3 separate regions of the Homo sapiens genome follow, and all the other regions are linked to region 3. Evidence: chromatin loops called from intact Hi-C (ENCODE). Cell type or tissue: heart right ventricle. All regions are shown on one strand.

Region 1 (5,000 bases), 150 kb after region 3:
TTAAGGAATTGCTACAGTCACCCCAACCTTCAGCCACCACCACCCTGATCAGTCAGCTGCTGTCAACATTGAGGCAAGACCCTCCCCCAGCAAAAAGTTTACAACTCGCTGAAGGCTCAGATATCATTAGTTTTTTCTAGCAGTGAAGTATTTTTAAATTAAGGTACGTACATTGCTTTTTTAGACATGCTATCACACACTGAATAAGCTACAGTAGAGCATAAACATAACTTTTATGTGCACCAGGAAACCAAAAAAATTCCTGTGACTCGCTTTATTGCAGTGGTCTAAAACCGAGTTTGCGTTATCTCTGAGGTATGCCTGTACTCTGATTCCGAGGTAAAGGAAGGTTAACTGGCAGAACTTCACTGATACTTTTGTTAGGTAAACACACATCTGTCCCCAGGATAATTAACACAACGACAGAGAAGGGAGGAAGAAAAAGAGTTAGTAGAGAGCTAGAAGGGGCTGGCAAAAGGGGAAAGAATAATGTGAGATCATGAGGCAGAAACACATCCATCCCATGGAGGACCTGTGTGTAAGGGCAGGTGGCCCTTAGAGCAGCTTTCTTTATTTTAATAAAGTATATTTCTCTGCACTCATAGAGACAATACAGAAAAACATTAAGAATGACACACACACGTGTGCGCACACATATGCACCCAGAATCAGAGATCACTGCTTCCCCCTAACACAGCTGTCTGAGAACAGTGCCCTGGCTGGATTTTTTGGCCATGGAATAATTTTCCAAGTCCAGCCTGATCATCTCTCTCCCACAGTCAATCCTAGGTGGCAAGAAAATGCTGGCTACTCTGGAACCAGTTCAGGGATGAATGCCATTGATTGCACTGCTACCTCCATCACCTACAGAGTGACAGCATGTGAGAAAAACAAATCACGGCTGATATGCAAAAAAAAAAAAAACAAACCAAAAAACAACAACAAAAAAAATCCCTCTCTGTTCCAGTTTATCACATGTACAATGAGTCTGTGGGGTGTCTAACAAATGGCCTGCCAGCCTCGGTGTAGAAAGGGGCAGAAGGCTTGCAACCTGATGTGGCTGCAGTGGGCCCTCAGCCTGCATTTTGTTGAGAGTCCTACATCCAGAGCAGATTCAATTTTGAATCTTTACAGTGACTCTTTTCGAATGCATGGTTATTCAGCAGATTAAATCTTAATTGCAAATGCAGCTTCAGCGTAGGAGTACCATTGTGCTTGCTGGTTTCAGGCCATTTTTGCTGAGCCGTGCTTTTCCAGAAGGCTGTTACAAATTTAGAAAGGGGGAAATGGCGTTTCATTTGTCGATTGGAGTTTTGTTTTGCCGACTGGATTTATTTTAGTGTTTGTTTAGAGGTGCCAAAAACTGACGTCCCTGGAGAGAGAATTGCTCAATTTTTTTGGAGAGGTTCTCTAAATTGTCCAAACTGCACATAGAAAACAATGTCTGTGGTCCTTCTGTGAGAGGACAGGCTTGCCAACAATCTCATGTGGTATAATTTTTATTAATTTTTCAGAGACCCAAGAAGCCACCGCCTCCATCCGCTCCTGTCATCAAACAAGGGGCAGGTAATGTACCTTTCAGTTCCATCAAATAAAATATGCGTCTTTCTTTTTGCATATATTCAAATCATCCTCAGTGTAGAGTTCGGGATTCCTGGTTCAAGTGCCATAGATTGACTACTTGGGAAGTTACGATTTGGTCTCAGCAGGCAGGTTTTAAAGATACTTCTGTTTTTCCTAAAAGATAAACATACCATTAAAATGTGACCCTGATATAGTGTAAAAATCTAGGCTCCCAATGAGAATGATCAGAAAGAATTAAAACAAACAAACAAACAAACAAAAAAAACAAGTTTGGGTTTTTTTAAGTAAACAGCTTTTGAGGAGAAAAGAACTGAATTGCCCTGTTTCTCATGTGCCCAGTTGAAGGTCAGCTTAGGGAAGATTGTTTCCCACAGGTCATAGCATTGTTGTGCGTATATAGTGTTGCTGAATTTTCGATATCTGTCCCATGTGGTTAACCAAAATTTGTACTGACTTCACTTACCCCTCAACAAAAAGATGTTTTTCTAGCAATAAATACTTTTCCTTATGATTCTTGTTTAATTTTGAAGAGTCTAATTCACTTTTTTTCTGTGTAGTTCAGATATTCAGGTTGAATAATATAGGAAGAATTGATGTTGAACATTTGGTAGCTTGTTTCACACTGGATTCTCATATATAAAAAGATATTTCATATTTCCCGGTAGAACTCCTCTTTATAATAGTTAAAATTAATTATAGGGAAAAATTCCTCCATGAGTTATTAGTTAAGTAGCATTTTAAAAAATTAACAACTAAAATAGAAGAGAAAGGGTATTTTTAGTTCTACACATTCACAATTATATTTCTATAACAGTTAAATTATGAATAAATTTCAAGATTGGTTTATTTATAAACTTATTAAGAAGTGATTTTTAAGTTCTTTTGGCCCACCAAGTTAAGAGGAAAAACTTGACCCCAAATTCCTTTCCCATTCCCTTTGGCATAGTTGAGAATTATTAGAGATTAAGTCCTGAAATGGGATGTTAATTACATCTTTTGCTCCGCCCCCATCCTTGTTTGCATTGAGCAGTTTCATTTTGCCACCTAGTGGTTCTGCCCATATATTTTATTGTGCTGAAATTGAAGCAAGCTATTTATTTACTTTTCTCTGAAGACCCCTTTCCCTGTAGGCCTTGGTAATTGATCAGAGACCGTGGAGATTAGTTGAGGAGTCCAAGGCTCAGGCAGTCTAGAATGTAGCTAAGATTGGATTCTTCAGTATAATAGGATTGTCAGTTCTTTCTGTGTCTCTAGGAATGATACCGACTTCATTATTGTTAGGTGAGTAGATTGTAGCATGGTAGGCAAATTCTTACCCTTTTAAAACAATTTTACCAAAGTTTATGATGGGTCTCTGTGGGGCAAAGCAGGATGGCATTTAATGTTTATAGATTACTGCTCATTTATCCTGCCTGAATGATCGTGGGAACTGCTTTGTAATGGGGAGATAGATATTCATATTTTCTCCCTCGTCAACTTTCCTTGCGTTTGATTATTTTACCAAAAAAAAATCAGATATGAAATTGACAGAAATGAGATGTGGTGATTAATTTGTAGTGAGTCATTAAGAGGAATTAAGTAAAGGATGTGTTTGGTGGATATTTTTTTTAACTTCTTTTGTTCTCTGAGGTTGTGTAATTGAGATTTCTAGTACCAAGCACCCATCTTTGGAACTGGTCATGTAAAGAGTTTGTTAAGAACTCAGCCCAGTCCATACATAAGAGGAGTACTTTTGACTGGTTTGTGCTTTAGCTATTTCTCAAGTGCTCTTACATGCCTGAGGCCACTGGCACCAATGAGGAAACCCCAGGTAAGGGAGCAGCTGCAGTCCATGTGGGTAAAGGCTAAGTGCTAAGTGGTACATTTGAAAAAATGTAATACTTGAAGGACCCCAAATTTGGTGGCATAAAACAACAGCCTTCTTATGTTCATGGATTCTGTGGGTCAAGAACAGACCATGGCTGGGCTGGCTTGTCTCTGCTCCGTCATATCTGGGACCTCAGCTGGGAATACTGAACTAGCTGAAGCTGGAGGATCCACTTTGAAGATGAATGTTTCCCTCACGTGTCTGGCTCCCCTTGGCAAGGGTGCCTGGAAGGCTGGGCTCAGCTGGGGCTATAGGCTGGAGCATCTGTATGTGGCCTCTCCAGGGTAGTTGACTTCTTACATGGAAGTTCAGTATTCCAGCAAATAAAGCATAAACTACAGGGACTTTTATGACTCAGCTTTGGAAGTTATGTGGTATCATTCCTGCCACTGATTGAAGCAGTCACAGGCCCACCCACATTCCTGGCAAGGGGATGTAGACCTCACCTCTTACTGGGAGGAGTATCAGGTAATTCCAGGCCCTGTTTTAAAATGGCTACAAAATGGGATCCAGATTCCTATGAAACCCCCTTTTTTTGGTAGAACACAACATTCAGTGGCCCCTTATTTGTAAAGTTTGATAATTGACATTTATTTATACACATTCTCCACCCCCACCCGGTGATTTCCTGTGACTATATTGATGCCTAAGGAAATCAGGCTTAAATATCAGAAAATATTATTAGTGGTATTCTTGTAAATTAAGGATACATAGGCAGGTGAACTTAATGACATAGGCCAGAAATGTCTTCTGCTCTGTTTCTAAACAGCTCGTGCTTGCCAGATAATGCTAACGCCCAACTCAGGGGAAAAAATCTTACTGACTTTGCTCTACCTGATAAAGATTTAAATGCTGGTGGGTGTAATAATTGAGTACAGAAAACATTTTGTGATCACTATTACCCTTTCCCTCCTAGGCACCACTGAGAGAAAACATGAAATTAAAAAGATACCTCCTGAAAGACCAGAAATGCTTCCAAACAGAACAGAAGAAAAAGGTATGAAATCAATTCTTCATTGGCACTTCCAGAACAGCAGGAGCTGAAGCTGTCTGTTACACGGCTAGTCCAGAATACCCACAGAATTTGCTTTTCCTTTGGAATATGGTGATCATGGTTTTGTTTTGATTGCTTTTACAAATCCTATTGCTAAGGAAGTAGGAGAGGGTTATGTGGTACTTCGTGGGACCACAATTTCTCATCAGATGAAAAATAACCAGTCTAGTCAATTAACACATTGCTGCTGTTTCCTGATGTCTCTACCATGGCCACCCTCTCTGCACCCTGAAGTCGGATGTAAGTTCCTTTAGGGCCTGGTATATATCTGTCAGTTTCCACTTAGCCTGTCCTTCATGCCTAGTGTCCCAAGGTGCTCATTCACTGTTGATGGATGGATTTGGCATAGTGAAATTCACGTCCAGATAAATAAACAAATGAAAGCTCTTTTCTTTGGTCACTCATGGACCCTTGACTCTGGGTAACGTTATTACAGACAGAAGTCCTTGGTCAAGGATGTTGGAGGAGGGGAGGGTGGCATGGTAATACTGGGAA
Region 2 (5,000 bases), 60 kb before region 3:
TGGGAACCACTGAGGCAGGATTCTAAGCAGGGGTATGCCGCACCGTCACATGTGGATGGAGGAAAGTTCCTTCAATCTGTGACCTCTCCTGAATGAGCACCTGCTCCCAGGCAAGGTTTTTATTTATTTTTATTTTATTTTAATATTTTGGAGTGCAGTGGTGCAATCTTGGCTCACTGCAACCTGCGCCTCCCAGGTTCCAGTGATTCTTGTGCCTCAGCCTCTCGAGTAGCTGGGACTACAGACATGCGCCACCACAACTGGCTAATTTTTGTGTTTTCTTGGTAGAGACCGGGTTTCCTTGTGTTGGCCAGGCTGGTCTCGAACTCCTGGCCTCAAGTGATCCGCCCACCTGGGTCTCCCAAAGTGCTGGGATTACAGGCATGAGCCACCGCACTGAGCCTCCAGGCATGTTCCCCACTGGCCACCCCTCCCCGAGACAGAGCCTTGCTCTGTCGCTCAGGCTGGAGTGCAGTGGTGTGATCTTGGATCACTGCAACCTCTGCCTCCTGGGTTCAAGTGATCCTTCTGTCTCAGTCTCCCAAGTAGCTGGGATTACAGGCACCTGCCATCATGCCCAGCTAATTTTTCTGTATTCTTAGTAGAGACAGGGTTTCTCCATGTTGGCCAGGCTGGTTTCAAACTCCTGACCTCAAGGGATCCGCCCACCTCAGCCTCCCAAAGTGTTAGAATTACAGGCGTGAGACACTGCACCTGGCCCAGGCAAGGTTTTAGAAACAGCTTTGAGGTCTAATTTACATGCCATGATATTGACCTAATGAGTATCCCAGTCAGTGCTTTTTAATATATTTACAGAGTTGTGTGACCATCTTCACAATCTAATTCTTGAACATTTCCATCACCCCCAAAAGAAACCTGTGCCCATTTGCAGTCACTCTCCATTTCCACGCTCAGCCCTAGGCAACCACTCACCTTTGTAATTTCTCCTTTTTCTTTAAGGAGAATGTTTTCTGCAAATGTATTATTTACTTTAAGGAGTCTCCCAAATTATAAACTCTTACTCTTGGCTACCCGGTTAGTTACTGCTTAGCCTGTTCCTCCCAGCACACTTGAGATTGCATGGAACAGAAACCTGTCTGGGACTGCCTTAAACACAGACATTTGTTATTTTGCATAATTGGGAGGCTAGAGGTAGGGTGGACCCCAGGGGCAGTGTGATCAGCTGCTCAGTGTGACATCAGAAACCTGTGTTCTTGCTGTCTCTTCCCCCACCGTGTTGTTCTGGCAGTAGCTTCACCCAAGGGCTGGCTTCCCTGTGGTCATCAGATGGTTGTAGAATGGTGTCCATCTGCAGTGGGGCCCTTTGCTTCCTTGCTCACAGCCCGTATGTAGGAGGAGTTATTTCTTGCAGTCTGATTGGGTGAGCTTTGTTCCCCCTGCCCACCCTGAAGCAATGATTGGCTTAGAATTAATTAGGCTGTCCTTCCTAGAGCTGGAAATGGGCTCCATGGGGGAATGGATGGCACCTGTGACCAGGAGTGGGCTCTGCTGGGGAAGGAGGAAGGGAGCCAGCTCTACTGGGTAGGCAACCAGCAGTGCTCACTGAGGGTTCCTGACCAACTGCATTGGATTGTTTGTTTCCTTTCACTTGGGGGCCTTTTTTATGTTAAATGCAAGCAAGGTGATCCTCTGATTTTGAACTTGTTATCTGGGGGAAGGCAGACCAATCCCAGTTCATCCTGGCTGAGTGACAGCGGATTTGATCGTTGATCTCAATAGGCTTGAGAGTAATAATATGTGAGTATTTTTGAAGCTGACCCTAACTTTACATCTCTGAAAAGTATCAATTCAGATCTCACTAATTCAGGAGGTTCTGATAATTTGGTCAAGAAGTTCGCTGAAGTTTACCTTTGAACAGTTTTATAGTGAGGGTAATATTGGTGATGGTGGTAACACTAACATATGTGGGAAATAAATGATTTGAGTAACATTCGAAAAACCTGTTTGCTTTAGGATAGAAATATCTAAATATACGACTAGAAGTAAATAGTAGAAAATCATTCCTATCTAGTTATTAACTTAGTCCCTTGGAATCTCTCCTTGGGGAAAAAATAAAATCCTGCTCTGACTATGTCAGTATTTGAATTACTGTATGAACCTGAAATTAACAAAAATGGACTTTCAAGTATAATTCATGCTTCACTGAGCCAAATAGACATTCTGCCAGTTATTTGGACTTTATTAAATTTTACTTTATTACTTATATGTAATAAAAAATCAAGGTAAGCCTCTGCTTTGCGAAGTCATTTATTTGATTAGGAGCTGTATTTTAGAGTGCATTTCAGGGCGAGGTTTGTCCACATGTAAGTAATGAACGTTTGCTGGTGCAGCTCGTAATGGTGAGAACGGATGTTGAAGAAAGCAAACACCATATGCCCTTTGTTTCCCGTGCATGTCCTCTTCTGGAGGCCTGGGTGGAGTGTTTCAGCTGTCTCAAATAATCTCCATTTTGCTGTTACTGCAGACTCTGCGGTTCTCCAGCTCTCTCCTCTCTGATGTTAATTATAACTTCTTCCTAATTAGGTGGCTCTTCCTCCTCCTCAGTCATACAGGTTCCACACTCTCAAGTGCCAGAGATTGGATTACTTTTCACTTGATTTGCGACAGAAATAAGTGCAAAGAATTACAAAAAAACCACCAGTGTGAGTGTGTAGTGGGAGGGGCAGGCGGGTTGGGTACGGGACAGGATGCTTAGAATAATTTTGCTGCCAAGTGAATCAGAGAGACTTGCAGTTCTCGGAGAGCACGGAACTTATTCCTGCCCAGAGTTCAGACACAGCCAGAAATTACCATTTCATACTTCACAGAATGGAGGTTTCAGCAGCCAAAGCCCCAAGTGCCGCAGACTTGTCTGAGATTGTAAGTAGGCCATACATCTGTTTTGATTGTTGCGATGTCTGCATCTTTTGTAGCCTGTTGCCCGACTACTTTGTAGGCCAGGAGGGAGGCATGATGGGGAATTTGGTCTCAGGCCAGTCCTTCCAAGATGGTGACCAACACTGTTTTCCACTTGGCCCCAGGTCTCAGTTTTCTGGTTTATAGCCGAAGGGTATTTCTTTCACTAAGCCCTTGTCTGTGATAGAAGTGGATTCTTTGGCTGAGTTCCTTTTGTAGTGGCATTTATAAAGATTTTGAATAGCTCTGTCATCTGGTTTGGTGGCTCTTTCCCTCTCTGATCACTATCGACAGCCAGGTGAGTTTTCTCCAGGGGACACGGCACACAGATAGCTGCATTCAACCAAACCCCCTGCAGGCATCCATTTCTGCAGTGAGGTACCCCTCTCAGGGGTTGGGAGCAGGTAACATTTCTGATGCAGCTGGCAGATCTGGGAATCTAGGGGGGAAGCCAGGTGTGGAATTTAGCTTTCCTGTAGTGTGAAGAAATAAAGGGGGTGGGGGTAAGAATGAGATGGGAGACAGGAGAGAAAGTCAGCTTGGGGTCTGTCAAGAGCACTGTCCTGTTGCCAGATGCCAACTGAGGTGTCGGGAGAGGTTCAGTTCCCCACTCAGCTAACTGTGCAGCCATGGGCTGCTAACCAAGATCTCTCCAAGTCTTACTTTTCTCATCTGAAAATCTGCATCCTACCACCTCGCAGGACTACTGGATTGTTTAAAGTAATGAATGTGAAGGCACCTGGTGCTTGGTTGCCATCCTTCTCCTTTTCCATGGCACTCTATGCCATAAATGCAAGCAGTGTGCTGGGCTCTGTGAGATGCCACCAGTGTTGCTGTCCTGGCTTGTTTCAGGCCATCTTTTGTGGCCACCAAGTTCTCATGGTCAGTGTCATAGGTTTGATCTTGGGGTTGGCCAGTTGGCCTTGCTTAAGTATGTAGCCCCAGGTTGCCCTTTTAGTCATGGCCAGGTGACCCGCCTCCCAAAACAAGGTCCTGGGGAAAGGGTATGAGTGAGTCATGGTTATGTCTCATAGCTAACGTTTAAGTTAAAGATGATGGGAACTGAGGACCCAAGTTAGGAGGCTGTGTTACAGGTCCTTGGGGAGAGTGATAATTCAAAAGACCCCTTTCCCGTCCAGCTTTGAGTTTCCAACTTATTAAAACCTATATTCAGCCAGAGGGAGGGAGAAGGAAAACAAAAGGTAAACCTCGGCCAGGCACAATGGTTTATGCCTGTAATTCCAGCACTTTGGGAGGCCGAGGCAGGAGGATCGCTTGAGCCCAGGAGTTCGAGACCAGCCTGGGCAACATGGTGAGACCCTGTCTCTACCAAAAATAAAAAAAAATTAGCCAGGAATGGTGACACACGCCTGTAGTCCCAGCTACTCAGGAGGCTGAGGCTGGAGGATTGACTGAGCCTGGGAGGTCGAGGCTGCAGTGAGCCATGATCACGCTACTGCACTCCAGCCTGGGTGATAGGAGTGAGACCCTGTGTCAAAAAAATAAAAATAAAAATAAACCTTGATTGAAAACTGCCGAGCAGTCATCTGAATTCTGATTCAGAAGTACATGTAGGACACCGTCATGGTACTTTTCCATTGTGTTGTTTCATTTAATGTGTTTATGAATTTAGGCAGCCACCATGCACGTCGGTCAAGCCCCAGTTGCCTTTCGTGTGTGTGTGTGTGTGTGTGTGTGTGTGTGTGTTTAGGGCACTTTCTAGAGCCTGCTTTGTTAATTAACTGTACTATGTGCTTTATATTTGCTGTGAGTTAATTACCGATGATAGTGTTCCCTTGCCAGTCACAAGTTCTCTCACCCCTTTCCCCCATTGAATTCCTCATATTTCATCTCATCCATAGGCTCAAGTTGTTTGTCTTTGACTGGCAAGACTCCTCAATAATCGTGTATCAGTGATCTCTGACACAGTGCTAACTTTTATCACTGATTACGGAGAGACATTGTATAAATCATCAGGACAGTTTGTTTTGCGTATGATGATTTAAGAGCACCTCTTAACCAACATCAAAGTAATATATCAGAGTGCCAACCTTCGGTACTTTTCTTTTGCTTTTCATTGAAAT
Region 3 (5,000 bases):
CTTGAATTAAAAATGAAATAAAAAAATCAAGCTGGACACAGTGACTCATTCCTGTAATCCCAGCACTCTGGAAGGCTGAGGTGAGAGGATTGCTTGAGTCCAGGAGCTCAAGACCAGCCTGGGCAACATAGCAAGACCCCATCTCTAAAAAAAATAAAACAATTAGCTGGGTGTGGTGGCATGCACCTGTAGTCTTAGCTACTCAAGAGGCTGAGGTGGGAGAATCACTTAAGCCCAGAAGGTCGGGGCTGCAGTGAGCTGTGATAGCGCCACTGCACTCCAGCCTGGGTGCCAGAGTGAGACCCTATCTCAAAACAAAAAACAAAAAAAAGAAAAAATTATTTGATCCTTAGAAGGATTTCCTGGCTAACTTTATTCATGTGATCAGTTAAGTATCCAGGCTGTCATCAATACCCTGCTGGCCCGTGTGAGGACCAGGTTCCATCTCAGGGTTCTCGTTTGCACTGTTAACAGTGCATGCAGAGAAGATGTATCTCTGCCTCTCTCTGAACCTCTCCTGTTGCCTGGAATTTTGGACATTGTTCCTTCCTCACTTTTTGGTAGACACCCATGAACATTCAATAGTACATGTTTAGTGCATGCCCACTATGCATCTGCCCTTGTGCTTGGTGATGGGGCAGATAAAGACTGGAAAAACACCAGCCAGTCCTGCCTGCAAGTAACTCAGTCTGTTGTATCCCTTGGGAAACGTTGAGAAAGTGCTGCACGTTTCTTATATCATTTTGATGGCAAGGTGGGGATGTGTCTTGTATTTACTTCTGTCATTCTGAATGTGAAGCCACTCCGTGGGTTTCTGGTTGGCTTTATATGTCCTTGTTTCTATTTCCAGTTTATCATGAATTCAGTGTTTGGTAAGTCTCTATTGTATTTTGCACATTTACTATTTTTTGCTATATTATTATGCTCTCCTGATACAAAATGTATTTTATAGTTACCTTTTTAAGTCGCTCTGCTACTTTGGCATCTGCCTTCCCAAAGATAAACTGCTTTTACCATCTTTATTTAAGGTTTTTTATGCATTTGCATTTTACTGCCCCTTCCAGAGATTAATGCTGAAAGATCTGACGGTTTAAAAGATGTTATTTGTAACAGGTCTAGCTCTGATGCTACGAGGTGAGATCGTCTGTCTCATGAGATTCAAGTTAAGATGGGGGAGGGTTGCTCTCTGAATTGATATGTGGGTATGACTGATTGTAGAACATTGCTCTGTGGGTTCATTTCTGGTGTGTTTAATCCTTCAGACGGGTTCCATTCAAAAGTTTTCCTTAACAGAGGGATCAACGGCTGCTCTTCCTCTGGTGACACACTGTTGCTTTAAAAGTTAGTGCAGAAGTTCTTCCACATTAATATGGACCTCGTGTTTGCCACATGGAAGGGCTCTCCAGTTTGGTCTGCTACCTGTAGCTGTCAGAAGAATGTTGCTTAATGTTTACCTTTCTTCTCATAGTTTCAGCACTGGTCATTCCAAGCCCTAAACAGATCTAAGTGACTGCCCGTCCTTTCCCCACTTCCCCTGAAGGGGAAACGTTTTTTCTAGCTTTTAGTGTGAGGGCCTGGAATGCTTCTCATGGCGCCAAGGCGGTGGCGTGGATCTTGATAGGCCGTGAGCTCTTTGGCAGAAATGAAACTGTTAACAAAGGATGGAAAGAAGTATGTCCTTAGTAAAGAAAATGTCAACCTCTTTGGTTTGCCAGTGGTTTGTTGTTTAAGGTAAATGTGAGATCTGGGGGTTTGTTTGTAGAGATGAGACTTTGTTTCTTTCAAATTTTCTATTGGAGAAATAAATGTGAATTCTTGCCAGTTAACTGGGAATCTGAAAATGTGCCATTTGGGGTCAGACTTTTCTTTGAGTTTCAAGATTGCCTGTTTATTTGACTTAAGGAGCTGGTGTTTATGGACAGATAGAATAAGAGTTAACAGAAGACATTACTGTTGTGTAGAAGCTCTTGGCTATCACCTGAGCTGGTCTTTCCCAGGGGAAATGAAAATCTGGCGATCTGGCAGTGAATGGGGATAGATATGATACATAGTCATTCAGTAATATATACGTCTGTGTGAATGTATCTGTATACGCATCTATAGTCTTATTTTCCAGTGGGCCTTCATTCTCAAAAGCTCTGGAGTCAAGAGCCTTTAAAGAAGTCTTTTAAACTAACTGATCCCTGACTGCATTTCTGGCAAGTTTTATTGGGACACTGCGTTGTTAGCACCAGCAATTGATGTTGGAGTGTGTGTTACCCTTTTTCATGTTATTTTCTGAACCTATTGAGCCTAGAGTGAGGGGTGGTGAAATGCATGGTAAGAACTACATAGGAGGGTATAGCCATCATGTTGCGATTATGTGTGGGTCATTGATAAAATCGGTTTTTAGATTTTTTTTTCTGTTATGTTTAATCTCCTTTCTATCTCTGTGTCTTCTGATTTCAAGGCATTAACACTAATGAGTCTCCCATGGGTTAGTCATGGGTTTAAGACTCCCGCCATACTCCTGCTGGTGTCCGCCCAAATCCACCCAGAGGACAAGCCATGAAGTGGGTTTGTGGTGGTGGCTCCACCTGGTGGCTCTCCTAGGAAACTCCTCTTTCTGCCCACCTTTTCCTTCTCCTTGGGAGAATCTTGATGGAGGATGCCTTTGATTCCTCTGACTCAGTGTTCACTATTTGTGCAGTTCCATCCCAGACCCACGGCTTCTCACATTACTTATGGATTTTTTTAGCCCTTTTGCTTTTTCGCCTAAGAATTGCTCTTTGAACTCATATAATCTGTGTCCTGATCCTTGTTCTATCTGTGATACCCCTATGGACCAGGATTATTGTTAATGAGGATTAAAAAAAAAAAAGGACTCCCATAGGCATGACTCTAGATATAGATATTAATTTGGACAAAATAAAGAATCACACTGAAATCCCTGTAGGTATGTATGCCAAAATCTCCTGCCTAATAGCTCCAAGTACCCTTATCTACTTCTTCTTCACTTTTTGTTGAACCCATTTTTCCTCAAAGGAGCAATATTTTATTACCAATGTTGTTTTCAATTGTCAGCAGGTGGCGAAAGTAAAAAGCCAACTAACTTTTTGGCTTCATTGTTGTTTCATTATTGTTTGTGAATTCTCTACAGGCAGCCCCCTTCTTGCCTGGGCACAGACTGCCCCCGCTTGGTATGTCACTGAGCATAAGTATTTTTGATAAATAAAAATGTCTTTTATTCTCATTATTTTTCAGTTTTTAGTTGTTGATAATATTGCAGATATGACTTATTTTAGCTGCATTGTGGGTCAGTCTGGGAACTTAATCACCATTTATAACTTTGCTTCTATGGGAATAATGCATTCAGAGTTCCAAACTCTCTGCATAAGGCACATATAAGTCTTTTTTTTTTTTTTTTTTTTTTTTTCTTGGAGGCAGAGTCTCGCTCTATCCCCTAGGCTGGAGTACAGTGGCATGATCTCGGCTCACTGCAACTTTCGCCTCCCGGGTTCAAGCCATTCTCCTGCCTCAGCCTCCTGAGTAGCTGGGACTACAGGCACCTGCCACCATGCCCGGCCAATTTTTGTATTTTTAGTAGAGACGGGATTTCGCCATGTTGGTCAGGCTGGTCTTGAACTCCTGACCTCAAGTCATCCCCCAGCCTCGGCCTCCCAAAGTGCTGGGATTACAGGCGTGAGCCACTGTGCCTGGCCAAGTCTGACTTCTTTTTTTTTTTTTTTTTTTTTTGCATTGCTGACATGAATCCTTAAGTACCTTTGTAAAAGTCAGAGTCCGTATAATCGGTGCCCACTGAAGTTTGCTCATGTTGCAGAGGAGTTTATAATTCACACAGTATAGAATGCTGGAACTGTGCAAGCTCCACACAGTACACTAGGCTCTGAGGATAGCTTTGGGTTCAATCACATTGCACCATTGTATATGGTGCTTATTTTCACAAGGCCTGAGTTGGATCTTAGTGTGCCCACGTTTGTATGAGGCATGTCGTGAAAGTGGGTCCTATTGTATATTTCCATCTACTAGTGACGAGACCTTGCACCAAGCGTGACATGCTCAGATAGAAACCAGCCCAGCATTTCTCAGTGTGTGTTGTATGGAATTATAGCCCTTCTGACTATTCCACAAAGGAGGGATGCGGGGAGAGACAGGCAGACAAGCGGGGAGAGAAAATTGCCTCTCTCGTCAAATTTCAGCTGCAGCACTAACACCATCTTGGAGACTGACAAGCACATTAGCATAGTACAGGCTCTCAGATGGCCTATGGTAAGGAGACCTGCTTATCTTTGATCATGGAACTGCATGTTATTGGATACTAGTTAAGACTCCACTTTGGGATATGTTGGGCTTTAAGATACAGGACAAGGAGCTCTGTAAGCATCCCCAAGATAATCTTCAGGTTCCACCTCTCATGGGAAATGTTTGAGTAAGTGAGTGGAGATGGTGGTGCTGGCACTCAGAGAAATGACTGGCGAGGCTTCTTAAGCCTGCGCTGTCAAAAAACATGAGTTAGATGATGCTAGGAGAACATTCTTTGAATCTGAAACTTGAAAGCCAGTCCTCTTGGTAGTTTTTCAAGTGACAAGCTGAAAGGGAATTTTCCCTCTGATCATTTCTTGGGTCCTTGTATCTAAGAATGAGGCTTAGACACATGAGTGGAAGTCCTAGTCTGGGCTTTGGCATGAAAAGCAGGCTGAGGGGACCCAACCTAGCAACTGGTGAGGCCAGGGTGTTCAGGTCTACCTGGGACTTGGATCACGATGGAACCTGCGATTCCAGAGGTGGTTTTTATTATGATGACAGTCTCTACATAGTCAACATAGTCTCATTGCCTTCTCTACTTGCTTTGACTGAAAGACAGAAGTCTTAGCTTTTCCCGATGCCATTAAAACACTGAACGTTTATAAAGAAGAGCCTTCTTCTCTCCCTACTAGTGAAACAGGCTGGCATTTGAGTTCAAGTAATAAATCCACATGTGGGGTTGTGAGGAAAAACCA

What was found. A loop is a pair of places that touch in the nucleus more often than their neighbours do. Peaks named below come from ENCODE experiments on the same cell type or tissue, not always from the same donor. Only the 100,000 strongest peaks of a DNase experiment are listed, where the experiment ranks them.
Region 1: a loop joins it to region 3, with 4 times the contacts of the local background. A loop is called at or near these places in 35 of 110 quality-filtered maps.
Region 2: a loop joins it to region 3, with 2.2 times the contacts of the local background. A loop is called at or near these places in 16 of 110 quality-filtered maps.

The regions. Positions count from the first base shown.
Region 1 is chrX:19,591,515-19,596,514 of GRCh38, reverse strand. SH3KBP1 (SH3 domain containing kinase binding protein 1) reads left to right here. Exons shown (of 18, transcript NM_031892.3): 10 at 1,515-1,566; 11 at 4,368-4,448. Among named protein-coding and RNA genes, the nearest start is that of MAP3K15, 79 kb to the right of the region's middle. In heart right ventricle, a CTCF peak has its summit at 2,631 (motif pointing left); no DNase peak of the experiment used is centred here; H3K27ac peaks cover 1,838 bases.
Region 2 is chrX:19,797,514-19,802,513 of GRCh38, reverse strand. All of the region lies in intron 2 of SH3KBP1 (SH3 domain containing kinase binding protein 1), which reads left to right. Among named protein-coding and RNA genes, the nearest start is that of SH3KBP1, 88 kb to the left of the region's middle. In heart right ventricle, no CTCF peak of the experiment used is centred here; a DNase peak (open chromatin) is centred at 2,729; H3K27ac peaks cover 2,039 bases.
Region 3 is chrX:19,737,430-19,742,429 of GRCh38, reverse strand. The region is part of intron 3 of SH3KBP1 (SH3 domain containing kinase binding protein 1); the gene reads left to right. Among named protein-coding and RNA genes, the nearest start is that of SH3KBP1, 150 kb to the left of the region's middle. In heart right ventricle, CTCF peaks have their summits at 2,380 and 2,584 (motif pointing left); a DNase peak (open chromatin) is centred at 2,569.